Linked DNA regions of Homo sapiens: region 2 is linked to region 1. Evidence: chromatin contacts called from ENCODE Hi-C or POLR2A ChIA-PET data. All regions are on one chromosome and are shown on one strand. The core of a region is the stretch at or near the end of the contact, and the rest is flanking DNA. Distances in the headings are between cores, read along the strand shown. Region 1 holds the start of STRIP2 (striatin interacting protein 2). Region 2 has its middle 4.3 kb from the start of MIR183.

Region 1 (6,369 bases), core at 1,957-4,456:
TGCCTGTGAAATGGATACTGCTTATCTCCTAGGATAAGGATTTAATGAAGCGATATATAAAAAGTGCTGCTTATTTACAGAGCCTGGCACGCACTGCTGACTGCATACACATCATTCCTTGTCTCAATCTAGAGCCCTACAACCTCTGTTGCATCATTACACCCACACCTGCCCTTTATGGAGAGAGGAGGGTGTTCTATCCTTTTTTTACTAAATTATCCTAACTGCCTGATAGCCTCAAAAAGCAGGTACTTTAAAACTTACTGCGTCTTATTAAGCTTTCTCAGTGCCAGGTGCTATCCATTTAGTCAAGTATCTGACCTCTGTGGATTAAAGTGGAGTGCTTATATGGGGAAAAGGGTATATGTGATTCTTGTAACTACACCTATTTATACCTCCAACCCTCTGCTGGCAGCCTGAGTTTTGGGACAAGGGAAATTGGTAATGTAGGTTTTTTAATAACGTCAAATATAACAGCATTGGAGCCATCTCTGCAAGATGGAGAGACTTGACCAGCCTTGACTAGCTCCCAGGTATGGGTGCCTCTGTGGTGAATGGTATTGATGACTATGATGCCTTTGTTGACAAATAAGCTAAAATAAATTGAATGTGTGCCAATTCCATGGCCTGTAGTTTCAAAGTTTTCAGTTACTCTGTGGTTTCTTGTTACATCTTCCAGTTGTTTCCAGATATCTTCCTCCTTATTAGAAATTTTGAACGTCTGGGCCTATAGTGAGCACATAGGTGTCTGATCTTAGTAAAGGTATTCTATTTCGCTGAGATGTGGAAAAGATCATGGATTGAGGTCTCTCCTCGTGTTGACTCTATGCAATCTTCATAGCACCAGTTTTACACATTCCTTCTCTGAAATTAAAGCCAGATGGAGCCTCTAGGCTTAGCAAGTGGCTTTAGATAGCCACCAGAGGGGACTTGCAAGCTGTCCTCTATCCTACTCCCAAGATCAGTCTGCCCTTTCCCCTAGGAATAGGCAGGAAAAGAATAAAGCATCAAAACTGGCCACTCCTGTCTGCTACCACTGTTGGGATCCTGCCGATTGATTAGGCTCACAAAAGAATATGAAGTTCTGGGCCTGTTAACCTTAGGGCTCTGACTACTTAGGAGGAGAAGTACTGGGAAGAAGAGAGATAGAATAATGAATTCTTTCTATTAAGAAATCCCAATGGGCTGTGCTGTGGCAGGTTTACCACACTGAAGCAGTGATGAGCAAGGCGTGGGTTGTGAACTTTAAAGCAGGGTGTAAATTTTTAAGAGTTTAACAAATTATACCCTGAAAAAAATCCAAAGTCAAGTAGTTCAGGCCTTGAGCCAGGGACTTTCTTGGAAATTCATATCAATTCAGTTCTGTAAACGCCACACTCCCCACCCCCCACACCCAGCCCCCCGCCCCGAGACATTTTTGGTTGTCGCACTAGCGGGAGGATACTACTGGCATCTAGTGAAGAGAGGCCAGGTATTCTGCTAAGCATCCTACGATGCACAGGACAGCCCCCTACAATAAATATTCAGCCCCAATTGTCAATAGTACAGAGACTGTGAAACGCTGCGTTAAACGTACATAAATTAGGGGCATACAAAAATGAGCTAAATTTGGTCTTACTCGCTAGGAGCCTATATGTGGGTGGGGAGAGGAGTGGGACTGGAAGAGGAAAAGGAAGATGTGAAGGTACAGTAAGGAGATATTGGACCAGGGTGAGAAAACCCAAAAAGCTCCAAAGAGTGCTCTCAAACTTGCCTTGTTCTGTCGCCTATGAACTGGCAAAGGGAAAAGTGAGAGAGAGAGAGAGATGTTAAGAAAGGGACAGGGTTGTCCCTAAGGTATGGGAAGGTGGAGTAATTCCTCTAGGCCCTTTGCTTTGGGTATATCGTGGAAAATGTTAGGATTTTGGATCTAGGCAGAACTGGTTTGACACCAACACAACCTGAATGAGTTGAGGGCTAAAAGGAAAGCTTTGTGGAGGAGGAGGAGGTGACAACTAACTAGAATCTTTATGAGAGAAAAGGAATCAACCAGGAGAACAGAAGACAGTCTCCTCCAGAGAACAGCATAGGCAAGACCCTGAGACAAGATAGAATATGATACCTTGGAAACCGCAGGGAGGAATCTGCAAGTGCCGGTTTCTTCATCAGTAACATTGGATTCGTAAAAACACCCTGTCGGGGAGAGGTATGATGTGATATTTGGAAAGCGCTTACTGCAGTGCCTGGCACCAAGCTCAGTTCAACAATCCCCCAGACCCTTCCTAAAGCAACCAGGCTGGGGACAGCGATTTGGTCCCACCTGTTCCCCTGAGCCTACGTCTTTGGGGCTTCTATTACCAAGCCAGACTGTCTAAATATTTACTACAAGCTACTTTTTAAATTCAGGAGAGGGCAGATCAAACAGCCTCTTTTGCCCCCAGTAACAATGAGCCCTTAGGAAGCATCTAAGAGAGAGGAAGGAAAGAAAGGACTGGCGAGCAGGTGAGGGTGGGGGCTTGCTCTACCCTCAACATTTACACACCATGAGGAAGAGGCCCCCTACAGCAGAGAAGGGCAGATGACAGGAGCAGCCCTCGAGGGCACCACCAATTTCAGTGATGGAAAAACTCCCCCATCCCACCCTTAGACCTCCAGTCTCCCAGCCAAGCCCTAGCTCCGGGCGAGATGCGTTCTCTTCAGAAAAACGCTGAGAATTCTCAGCTTCCAGAGACAGCGAGTCCCTCGTTTCGGGCGATGTCCCTGGCCACCTGGCGGTGCCATCCCTCCCCTGAGACTAAGCGGGATATGGGACGTGTGCAGGAGCCGGGATATGGGGGGCCGGGTCGGTGGTAACAGGGAAACGGAGACTGCTGTGGAGCAGTAGGCGGAGACTAGAGCTCCGGAAAAGGTCGCTACAGGGACGGGGGTGAGAGCTGAGAGACACCGAGTGAGGAGCACAGAGATAACCCGCCTGATCTCAAGGCCCAGCTTTCGCGAGGTGTGGAGCCTGTAGCTAACCTAGGAGTCTCCGTCCGCCAGCAATGCCGCAGGACTAAAAAGATCCCCTCAAAAATCTCTTCATTGAGCCCCCACCTCCTCGAGTCCCGCTCCGGCCGGTCGAGCAGCCAATCGCCTCGCGGGGCGGGGTTGCGGCGAGCTGCCGTAACCAATAGAGGTGGAGGGGGCGGGGCCTGGCTCCCGGCGCGCGGCGGTAGGGTCGCCTCCGGCAAAGCGAGCTGAACCCTGAGGGGAGCCGCTGACCAGCAGCATGGAGGACCCCGCCGCGCCTGGGACCGGGGGCCCGCCCGCAAATGGCAATGGCAACGGCGGCGGCAAAGGGAAGCAGGCGGCGCCCAAGGGCCGCGAAGCGTTCCGAAGCCAGCGGCGGGAGTCAGAGGTGAGGAGCCCGGAAAGCTTCGGCTGGGGCCCGGAGACGCCCGCCGGCGGGAAGCGGCGGCTGAGGTGATTCGGCCTCGGCCCCGGAGCCCTCGGCGCGCTCGATCAGCCCCGCGCAGTGGGCGCCTGCGGGGTCCTAGCGGCTGAACTCTGGGCTCTTTGGCCCGGACCAGTGTCCGCCCGTCTCCTGCCGCGGGTTGGGGGCTTTCTAGCCCTCTGGCTTTCCCCCGCTGCGCGAAGATGAGCGCGGTATTGAGCGGACCAGATACTTTCCAAATATTTATCTCACTTAATCGCTGCAGCCCCCTGAAGCAGAAATTCCGATCCCAGTTTATAGACGGGGGAACAGGAGCGGAGAGGTTAAGTGACTGGCTTGAGGGGTGGGAGGCTGGAGCTCAGCCGCAGGAAAGCAGGATTGGCGAGTGGGGCAACCGCAGTCCCCCTCCCAGGCTGCCTGCGGCGGGCCCCTGGGCCAGCCGAGGGACTTCTGCCCGTTCCCTGCCCGTCCCCTTCCCCCCGTAAGTCTTAGGCCGTTTCGGGAGCGCCTTCCGCGGACATCAGGCCCCTGCCTGTGAGGGCTGAGCGAGACGGGATTCAGGCAGGGGCAGTCCTGGAGTGGCTATCTGGAGGGAGCAGTCGCAGGATACAGATAGGAGTGTGAATATTTCGATCTCTTCCTCCTCTCCTGAAAAAAGAAACCCTATCTATGAAGATGAAAGCGTTGAATTATTATCACTTCCCTATCCCCTCATTGAGGCAGTTCCCATCAGTTGGATCTGAGCGGGGATCAGAATAGACGACAAAATATCAGATGTGGCAGGGTCTGCAGATATCATCTGGTATAACCCTTTCATTTTACAGACCTAAAAAAAAGAGGAGTGACTTGCCCAAGATCAGACATCTGGCATAGTTGGTGGTCAAGAACACCAGACTTTGGAGTAGTCAGACCAGGTTTTGACTCCTAGCCCTATCATTTACTACCTGTGTGATTTTCGGCACATTACGGAACCTCTCTGAGCTCCAGTTTCTTCATCTGTAAGATGAGATTAACACTGCCTACCTCAGAAGGTTGTGATAAAGTCAAAATGAGATAATTGACTATAAAATGTTTGGCACAGTGCAGGCACAATGCATGTAATTAGTCAGTACATAGTAACTCTTAGTATATTGCTATCATCATCATCATCATCATCATCAAGTGGCAGAGCTGGTACTAGAAACCAGGTTTTTGGCATCCCAGACCTTGCCTTACCATTTGAATAGCATTTCAGTTTCCAAAGTGATTTCATGTATGCTTTACATTTTGATGTAGGTAGAGTAGGAGGAATCCATTCATTTTTTTTCAAGGTAGAAATGGAGATGAAAAGACTGGCCCAAAGTCACCACCTTGCAGAGGCAGAGAGCTCAGCCCTCCTGTCTTGCTAGATGATACCCGCCACATCATCTCCCTCCCTACTTCAAGATGAGTCTGGTCTTTTAGGGCACCCTGTACCTCCTTCCCCCACAGAGACATTGTTCTCGTTCAAATGTTTTTTTGGGGAGATGAGCCATTCATTAATTCAACAATTATTTATCGAGGACTTTCTGCCAGCCACTGTTTTAGGTGCCAGGGATATATCAGTGAACAAGATAGGGTCTTCGCCCATGGGGAGACAAATTGTGAGTAAATAAATAAAATAATTTCAGAATGATATGTTCTATGGGGGGAATAAAAGTCTCTGCCTGGGTCTCCCTTCTAAAGTTGCAATCTGTTCCCCACCTGTCAAGTCTTCTTCAGGCAAAGGCTCTGAGAGTACAGTCCTTTGCTTTTGCCAGTACTTTGCAGTGTCCAGAGACTCGAAAGCTTTCCACCTGCACCGCGGTTTACCTGCTGATTGTCTGCAGCTGCACTCTTCATGCCTGGAAATGAACAACTGCTGCGATCATCTCTATCTGGGCTCATTGCCTGCCAAAAGCCTGGCTGGAAAGATTAGCTTTCCTCTACCTTCTGCTGCAGCAGGACTCCTTTTACCTGCCAGTACATCCCCTATTACCACAGTACCCAGGTGCCAGATCTGCTTTTCTTCTCTCCCTCTTTTTGCTTTCCTGTGGAAGGCAGTCCTTAGAGGAGATGGGATTTTTTTCCTCTCTAGGGCTTTTAGAAAATCACTAGAAGAGAATTACTGTGGCACAAGTCAAGAGAGCCTCATCGTGTATCACTGTTTATGGAAGCACTGTTGACCTACCTTCTCCCACTGGCTTAGTGTGTGAACATCCCAACCTAAAAAGGAAGCTAAAGAATAATTGTTTGCTTAATAAGAAGAGTCTTAACCTAATAAAAGGATTCACCTCAGACCTCTTTTAGCCAGATCTGGTTTATTGATCTCAAACTCCTTGACAAAGTTTTAACTGGTCTGTGGTAAAATGAGGAAAATTCAGGTCATCGAAGTGAGTTTTTCTAAAAATTTAGTTCAATATATTAAATTTAAGAATGTATACAATTTAAAACAGTGTTTTTCAAACTGCTATAGGGGGCAACCTGTTAATTGAGGCTAAAATTTTTATTTTAAGAAATAAAGCCAGCATGATGGCTCATGCCTATTATCCCAGCACTTTGGGAGACTGAGGCAGGTGGGTAGCTTCAGCCAGGAATTCGAGACAAGCCTGGGAAATGTAGGCAGACCCCATCTCTACAAATAAATAAAAAATAAAAAAGATTTAGCCAGGCATGATGGTGCGCGCCTGTTGTCCCAGCTGCTCAGGAGGCTGAATCACTTAAGTCTAGGAGGTTGAGGCCGCAGTGAGCTGTGATCATGCCACTGCACTCCAGCCTGGGTGAGAGGAAGACCCTGTCTTAAAAAAAAAAAGAAAAGAAAGAGAATAATAGAAAATATCACTGCATCACATGCAGTAAAGGTAAATATTTTGTTAAACTTTTGTTCCAGTTTGTGTGTGTGTGTGTGTGTGCTGGGACGTAATGTAAAAGGTATCATTTTTCCAAAAAGTTTGAAAAAC
Region 2 (6,369 bases), core at 2,580-5,079, 350 kb after region 1:
TACCTCCCGTGGACCTCAGAGCTCCATCTGGGTACCTTGGCCAAAGCCATCCGCTCTCCCCTAGACACTGCTTAATGCTCCACCCTTCCTGCTCCCGAGGACTCTTTGTCCTGCTCCCACACACCCCCACTACAGGGCTCTGCCCTTCTAGCTGGTCTATCTCCCCAGAGGACAATCCAGCTTGATGAGGTGGTGATCTCAGGAAGTCACTCCTCAGCCTTCTGCCTCAGTTTCCCTTACTACAATTTTCTGAACTCTACTAAGGAAGAGAGACCAGACTTCCCAGCCTTGGGTGGGGAGGGGAAGGGGTGATGGCAGGGTGTTAGCAAAGAGTATGGGGTGGGTAGTTATGAACATTGCTTAGGGTGTAGCCATAAGCATCACCCAAGGAGCCTGTTGAAATGTAGATTCTTGAGCCTGCCTGGAAATCTGCATTTTAATAGCACCCTGACAGCTCAGCATGGGGTGGGGGTGGGGGTGGGAAGATCTATTTTGAGAAATCTTTCCCAAGAAGCCTCACCCTGGGATAATTAAACAGAATGCAGAATTCTTCTTTCTTCTGGCTGGGCGCAGTGGCTCACACCTGTAATCCCAGCGCACTTTGGGAGACGGGAGGATCGCCTGAGGTTAGAAGCTCGAGACCAGCCTGGTTAGCATGGTGAAACCCCCGTCTCTACTAAAAATACAAAAATTAGCCAGGCGTGGTAGCAGGCGCCCGAAGCTGAGGCAGGAGAATCGCTTGAACCCGGGAGGTGGAGGTTGCAGTGAGCAGAGATCGCACCACTGCACTCCAGCCTGGGCAACAACAGAGCGAGATTCTGTCTCAACAACAACAAAAAAAAAAAAAAAAAAAAAAAGAATTCTTCATTCTTCTTTTGGGGACAGCCAAGGATGGGGAGAGGCAGGTGTTAGGGAAGGGGAACACGCAGCACCTTGCAACCAAGGAGCCACAGAGGCCTTAGAGCTGGAGAACAGATGGAGCCAGGGATTCTGCTCTCCCCAGCCCAGGAAGGAATAAAAGGGACCCCAGGTAGAGGAGAGAGCCCTGTAACAAAGCAGCCAAACACGTACGCTCCTTCAAATTGTGGCATCTCTGTCGAGCTCCTTGGTCTGTTTTCCTCATCTTTGTAACTGACATAGGATGGAATACAGGGAGCAGCTCGCAAAGCCAAATCCCTCTCCACTTCCAGTTCTAGTCGGCTGGGCCAGGTTCCTCCCCTGCGCCTGCCTCACCCCTCCTAACCCAAATGCGACAGGAAGCCCAAGTGCCGCAGTGCCTGGGGGGTGCCACGCCCGCTGGGGCCTCTCCATCCTGGTGGAGGGAGGCTGGGGCCTGGGCCCTAGGGAAGCAAGGTCTCCCAGCTCTCTCGAAAAGCGGGTAAGAGGAGCTCTCCGACATCAGCAGCAGAATCCCCACTCGGAATCTCAAAAGGGAAAACAGAGGCCTATGGCTTGGCGCAGGTCAGGATAGCAGCCTCTTCTGCCCTCCCTGCAGGACACAGCCCTGACCTTGAGATCAAAGGCACAGAAATCCGCTTCTGGAGTGGGAAGATGAAGACAAGGTCTCCCACACCCGCTGGGCGTCAGCGCCTGGCAATGGAAGAGGACCAAAAGAGATGCAACTTGCAGGCCAGGCTGGGCAGCCAGGGACTCACAGGGTGTGTGGGGGTCCTACACATCCTAGGAGGTCTCCACAAAGCGCCCCCTCCCACCTTCGGTCGCTCTCAGCCCCACCCTCCTGAACTCTACTTGGGCCTTCTTAAAACTCGAGTCCCCTTTCCCCTAGGGGTGTCCCTTCCTGGGCACTGGTGCCCAATGCAAAGGGCAGGCCCCCAACCCCTTCCAGTGTTAGAGGTGAGTGTTGCAGGACTCTGGGCTATGGGTACTCCGGGGTCCTTAGACAGCACATAGCCTACCGCTCGACTCCTGGCTCTCCTCTCCACCTCTACACAACGAATCTGGAGTCCAGGGTCCCAGCCGCGCCACCCACAACCGGTCTGGTCCTGATCCCTCCAGTCTCTATCAAATGCCCCTGAGGTCCCAGGGGCTAGAGGCTGCTGGGGCCCTTGAACGGGCATGCCCTGGACGCTGCGCCTGTCATCCTGTGTCCCCATGAGGTGCTGGGAGAGGGGCCCAGAGCTCCTTTCCCCGAAGCCCAGGCCGCCACCGACCCATTAAATAAATACTCAGGTGTCTGGGGTGCGGAGCTCACTCCAAGAGCCACTGGGCCCCGGTAGGAGAAAAAGAATAAACGAAATCCTCACAAGTGAGGCCGGCATCCTAGAATTTTCTCTTCTTTGCGTAAGGCCGACTCCAGAGGTCCCGCTAACTCCCCCGCAGGAGCATGAAGGGGCGGCCTTGAGCGGTAAAGAAACGAGCAGTGGTGGAGGCTGCCGCTCCGAGCCCAGGTCCGAACCGAGAGCCGCGCGGGGAATGTGGGGGTCGAGGCTGAGAGCTGGGCTTGGGGCAGGTTCCTTTGCGTTCGCTCAGGCCACGATGAGGCCACTAGGACAGATTTCTCCGAAGGCTCGGCCTCGGATCAGAGATCCGCCGACTCGGTGCCCATCGGTCGGGCTCACTGGGTGACAGGTAGAGGGTGATGCGCACCCGTAGAGCTGAGTGACCCGGCCCGAGAATCCGCCACCTGGCTCGCAGGATTTTCGCCCTCAGGAGCTTTGCGAAGACGGGCGCAAACCTGGGAGGCGCCGCCGCACCTTGCCTGTGGGGGTGGGGAGGTCGATTACGGCACCGCCCGCCCTCGGCCCTAATCGCTCAGAGCCGGCCTCAGTGCCCCTGCCCCCGGCGGGTATTACTGTACACGGTGTCCGGGAGCCCGGGTTGGAAGAGCAAACGAATGGCTCAGCCTGGAGGACACCGTGGAATCGGGCGACCCCTGACCCCGGGTGACACCCTCACTGCCCATAGTCCTGGGATGCGCTGACCGGTGAGGCGCCAGAGGCAAGCCGTCCAGCCGCCGATCTTGGGGAAGGGCTGGGAACCTGGGTGCCACTAGCGCTATTAACAGGAATGGGGCAGTTGAGGGCGGGGAACGGTGTCTCATTCGCGTGCGCCGGGGTTCCCGGGATGAGTGGCCGCGAAGTGGAGGCACACGGGAGGTCTGAGAGCCGCTTTCCCCCAGAGACTGGGCGGGGCGGCTCCGGGCCACGGAAGCAGCCTCGAACCAGCCGCGCAGCCCTGACAAGACGCTGGAGGGGCCAGCTCCGGGGCCCCGGCGCTCTCCGCAGCCCCCTCCCAGCCTGGCGCTTCCGCCTGAGCCCACCAGGGCGGCGAAACGCAGCCCGACCCCAGCCAAACTCCTCGCGGGTAGGCACCTCGCAAGCACCGGCCGCACTCGGACCGCAGCCGCTCCCGCCCCCGCCCCCGCCCGGGAACAGCGCTGGGCGCTGGGCAGACGCCACTGGCGGACCCGGGACCCAGGCGCCCCGTGGGCGCCTCCGCCTGAAGGCGCGGAAGAGCGAGTAGGCACTGCCGCGTCATCCCCGAAAGCCAGCTGCGCCGGGACTTCTGCCCTGCACCCGGGTTCTAGTGCGGCCGGTCCCGGGCGCCCGCCTCCGCCTCCTCTACTGAGCCCCGCTCTGGCTCCGCCCGGCCCGCCCCCCCGCTCCCGGCCCCAGACACTCACCTGCGCCGGCTCCAGGCTGGGCGCACAGCCGCCTCTCAGCTCCGCGCGGAGTCCACACCAGAGAAGCCAGGCAAAAACGGCCCCGGTTTGGAAAGAGCCGCATGGACGGAGCTTGAAGCGCGCCCGGCCCGGGCCCAAACCTCCGCTGCCCCGCGAGAGGGGGCGGCGCCGGAGCGCCGAGCCCAGCGGGGGAACAAAGGGGAGCCGGGACCCGGCCGCGCGCTTCCTGGGTGTCGGGTGACAGGTCTGCCGGGGAAGGCCCCGGCCCGGCCACCTGAAGAGGAGCCGCCTCCGCGCTGCAGGCGGGGGAGGTCCAGAGGGGTACCTGGGCCCGAGGACCGGAAGAACAGGGGGCGCGGGCTGCCCGGACCGCGCGGCTGGACGGAGGCCCTGCGGCTCCGGCACGGCTGCGCGGGGGCTCGACGGAGTGCACAGAGAATGACTCCAGGAGGGTTTTACCGCCCCCCGCCCCGGGCCCCGCCCGCCCCTCGCGCAGCGCCATTGGCTCAGGTGCCGCGAGGCGGGGAGGGGCAGGGGGCGGGCCGGGGATGATTCACCTTGAATGTGGCTCCGGTTGGTGCGCGGCGCAGGGCACGCCCGTCCGGGACTGCGGAGACGCCGGGAGCCCCGCCTGCTTGCCCAACCCGGCCGGGTCTGGCCCCAAGGGGTCCCGTCGCCCGCCTTCTATCCCCGCCTCCTGCCCTCGGGCTAGGGTGCCGCTAGCCGAGGTGCGCCCGGACGCCCTGCCACCCCAGCGCCCTCTGAGCCCGGAGCTAGCCGAGGTGTGTGTGGCGTGGCGTGCTTGGAAATCCGACCCTGGGAGGGGGGAGGGGAAGTGCGTTGGGAGCTGGGGCGCACCGTAGGGCCACTGGACGATCTCTGCAGTCTCCCCGCAGAAAGGTGCTCAAGGCTGACCTGTCTCAGGGGGCGCACCCGGACCCAGGGGCGCAGGGCTGGAATGGGGACAAGGGGCCTCCATGTCCTCACACGCCCACCCTCGGCCAGTTCTGCGGCCTCACAGGTGTCTGGCCACCGCTGCCGCCGCCGCCGGGAACAAAGGCTGTCTGTCCCAAGAGAGGGAGGGGGAGGGGAGCCGCCCCCCAGACCCGTTCCCATCTCCCCCTCCCCCCACTGCGACAGTGGCTCCCTCGGGAGGGGGCGGGGCCAGCCGGGGCTGGGGCGCGGACGCGGATTAGATCCTTCTCAACCGTCCTTTGGTCTGACACCACCCGGAGCATTCAGAAGGGACCGGGGGGCAGGGGCTAGGTCCTCCAAGCTGTCAGCGTTGGGGTGGCCTCTTCCTTCTTCCCCAGCATCCTGAGCACCGGAGCGCCCCCTCCCTCCCTGCTGCTTTGGCTGCCCTTGGCAGTCCCAGCTCCGCCCCGCCCGGCCGCCCCAGACGGCAACGGCAGCTCAAAACCAGATTAAAATAAAACGTTAATCCGCCCTTCTCCTTTTTAGCTTCTAGTTCTTCCCAATCGACCCCCGCAGATCTGGCACCCTAGAAGCCCCTGTAAAATGAGGGTGGTGCTTAGCCTATGCTCCCACCAAACCTAACCCTTGCACTTGAAGACCGTTAACACCTTGTCTTGGGCTCGAGCAAAAGAAGGGGGTGAGGCAGTGGAAGCGGGGCCCGGGAAATCTATAGTTTCCCCACCCCCAGCTCCTGCCGAGCCGGGAGGGGCCAAGGGTGACGGCAAGGATACGAACCCTTCAATATGCCCGACTCCCGGGCAGGGCCTGCTGAAGCCGTAGATGTCGCAGCCAGATGGATCGGGAAGCAAGATTCCCACCCCAGGTGGATAACTGGACGAGTCTCAGGGCCTCGGGGCCCCTCTCCCCATGCAGCCAGGGATGGGCACGGTGAGCGAGAACCCGGACAGCGGAGATAATGAGCACGTCACAGAGCCCAACGGGCCAAAAGGGGGTGATAGCTCCACATTAACCCCTCCCCGTCCTACTAGCATTCCCCCGCCCATCTAGGTCGCCTCGAGCCTCCCTGGCTGTCTCTGCACCCGCGCCCTACCTGGTCCTCAGACCCATGCGATGCTGGGCAACCCGGGCCGGGTGTGCCCAGGACCGCAAAGCGGGAAGCGCAGGCCTTGCGGACTGCGAGTGGCCCCCGCGGCCTGCTGCTCCCCTTTATAACGCGCGCCCCGCCCCCCGCGCTCCGGGCGCCCCGCCCTGGCCCATTCACCTGCTGTCGAGAACCAGACACCGCGCAGCAGAAAGCTAGCCGCTGGGCCGCGAGGTCCGGCCGTCGGAGCGGGCGGGGCTGGGGCGCCGCCGAGACAGATCCGATTTCCACCTTTTCTTAAATGCGCTGCTGAAAGTCGAGAAGGCCCCGGCCGGGGAGCTCGCGTCGCTTCCTCCCCCCTCAGCTCCCCTCGCACCCTGAGTCCCCCAGCCCCACTCCGGGAGGGGCCGCGAAACTGCACCCGCAAGGGCCTCATACATATTTTAAGGAGCAGGCCAGGCAGGTAACCGGAGCTGGACTCGGACGGTGAGGGGGCGGCCCCCGGGGACCTGATACCCTGGATCCCTTACGGCTCAGGGCTCAGGCGGGGGAAGAGGTGGCTCAGGACGACCTGGGGTCCTCACTTTGCTGGCCTGTCCAGCGCATCCTAAGCCCGCGTGTATCCTACCCCCTCCTTCTGCAGATCCAATGTCCGTCTGGCAATTGCCCCATTCCCTCTCGCTGGAGAGATCCCTTCCGCCTCGCCACA

Evidence for each region. Hi-C counts contacts between places; a loop is a spot of excess contacts on that map. ChIA-PET counts read pairs that join two places held with the same protein, here RNA polymerase II (POLR2A). Pooled maps may share reads with other maps.
Region 2: a loop to region 1 is called in a pooled map, with 5 times the contacts of the local background. The contact joins the enhancer-like site here to the promoter of STRIP2 in region 1. A Hi-C loop is called at or near these places in 1 of 37 single-sample maps with no recorded cell type and 9 of 50 pooled maps. POLR2A ChIA-PET finds 5 or more read pairs at or near these places in 1 of 52 experiments (WTC11).

Annotation. Positions count from the first base shown.
Region 1 is chr7:129,431,226-129,437,594 of GRCh38, forward strand. It overlaps STRIP2 (striatin interacting protein 2), which reads left to right and starts at 3,207. Exons shown (of 21, transcript NM_020704.3): 1 at 3,207-3,376. The coding sequence starts at 3,248. RefSeq lists a silencer at 3,087-3,566.
Region 2 is chr7:129,776,147-129,782,515 of GRCh38, forward strand. No RefSeq gene overlaps it. Among named protein-coding and RNA genes, the nearest start is that of MIR183, 4.3 kb to the left of the region's middle. RefSeq lists enhancers at 792-1,638, 4,177-5,022, 5,869-6,369 and silencers at 3,337-3,466, 3,617-3,696, 3,757-4,556. Within about 2 kb of position 3,830, at least 14 of the 41 ENCODE cell types and tissues checked have a DNase peak (open chromatin) inside an H3K27ac peak, as active enhancers do.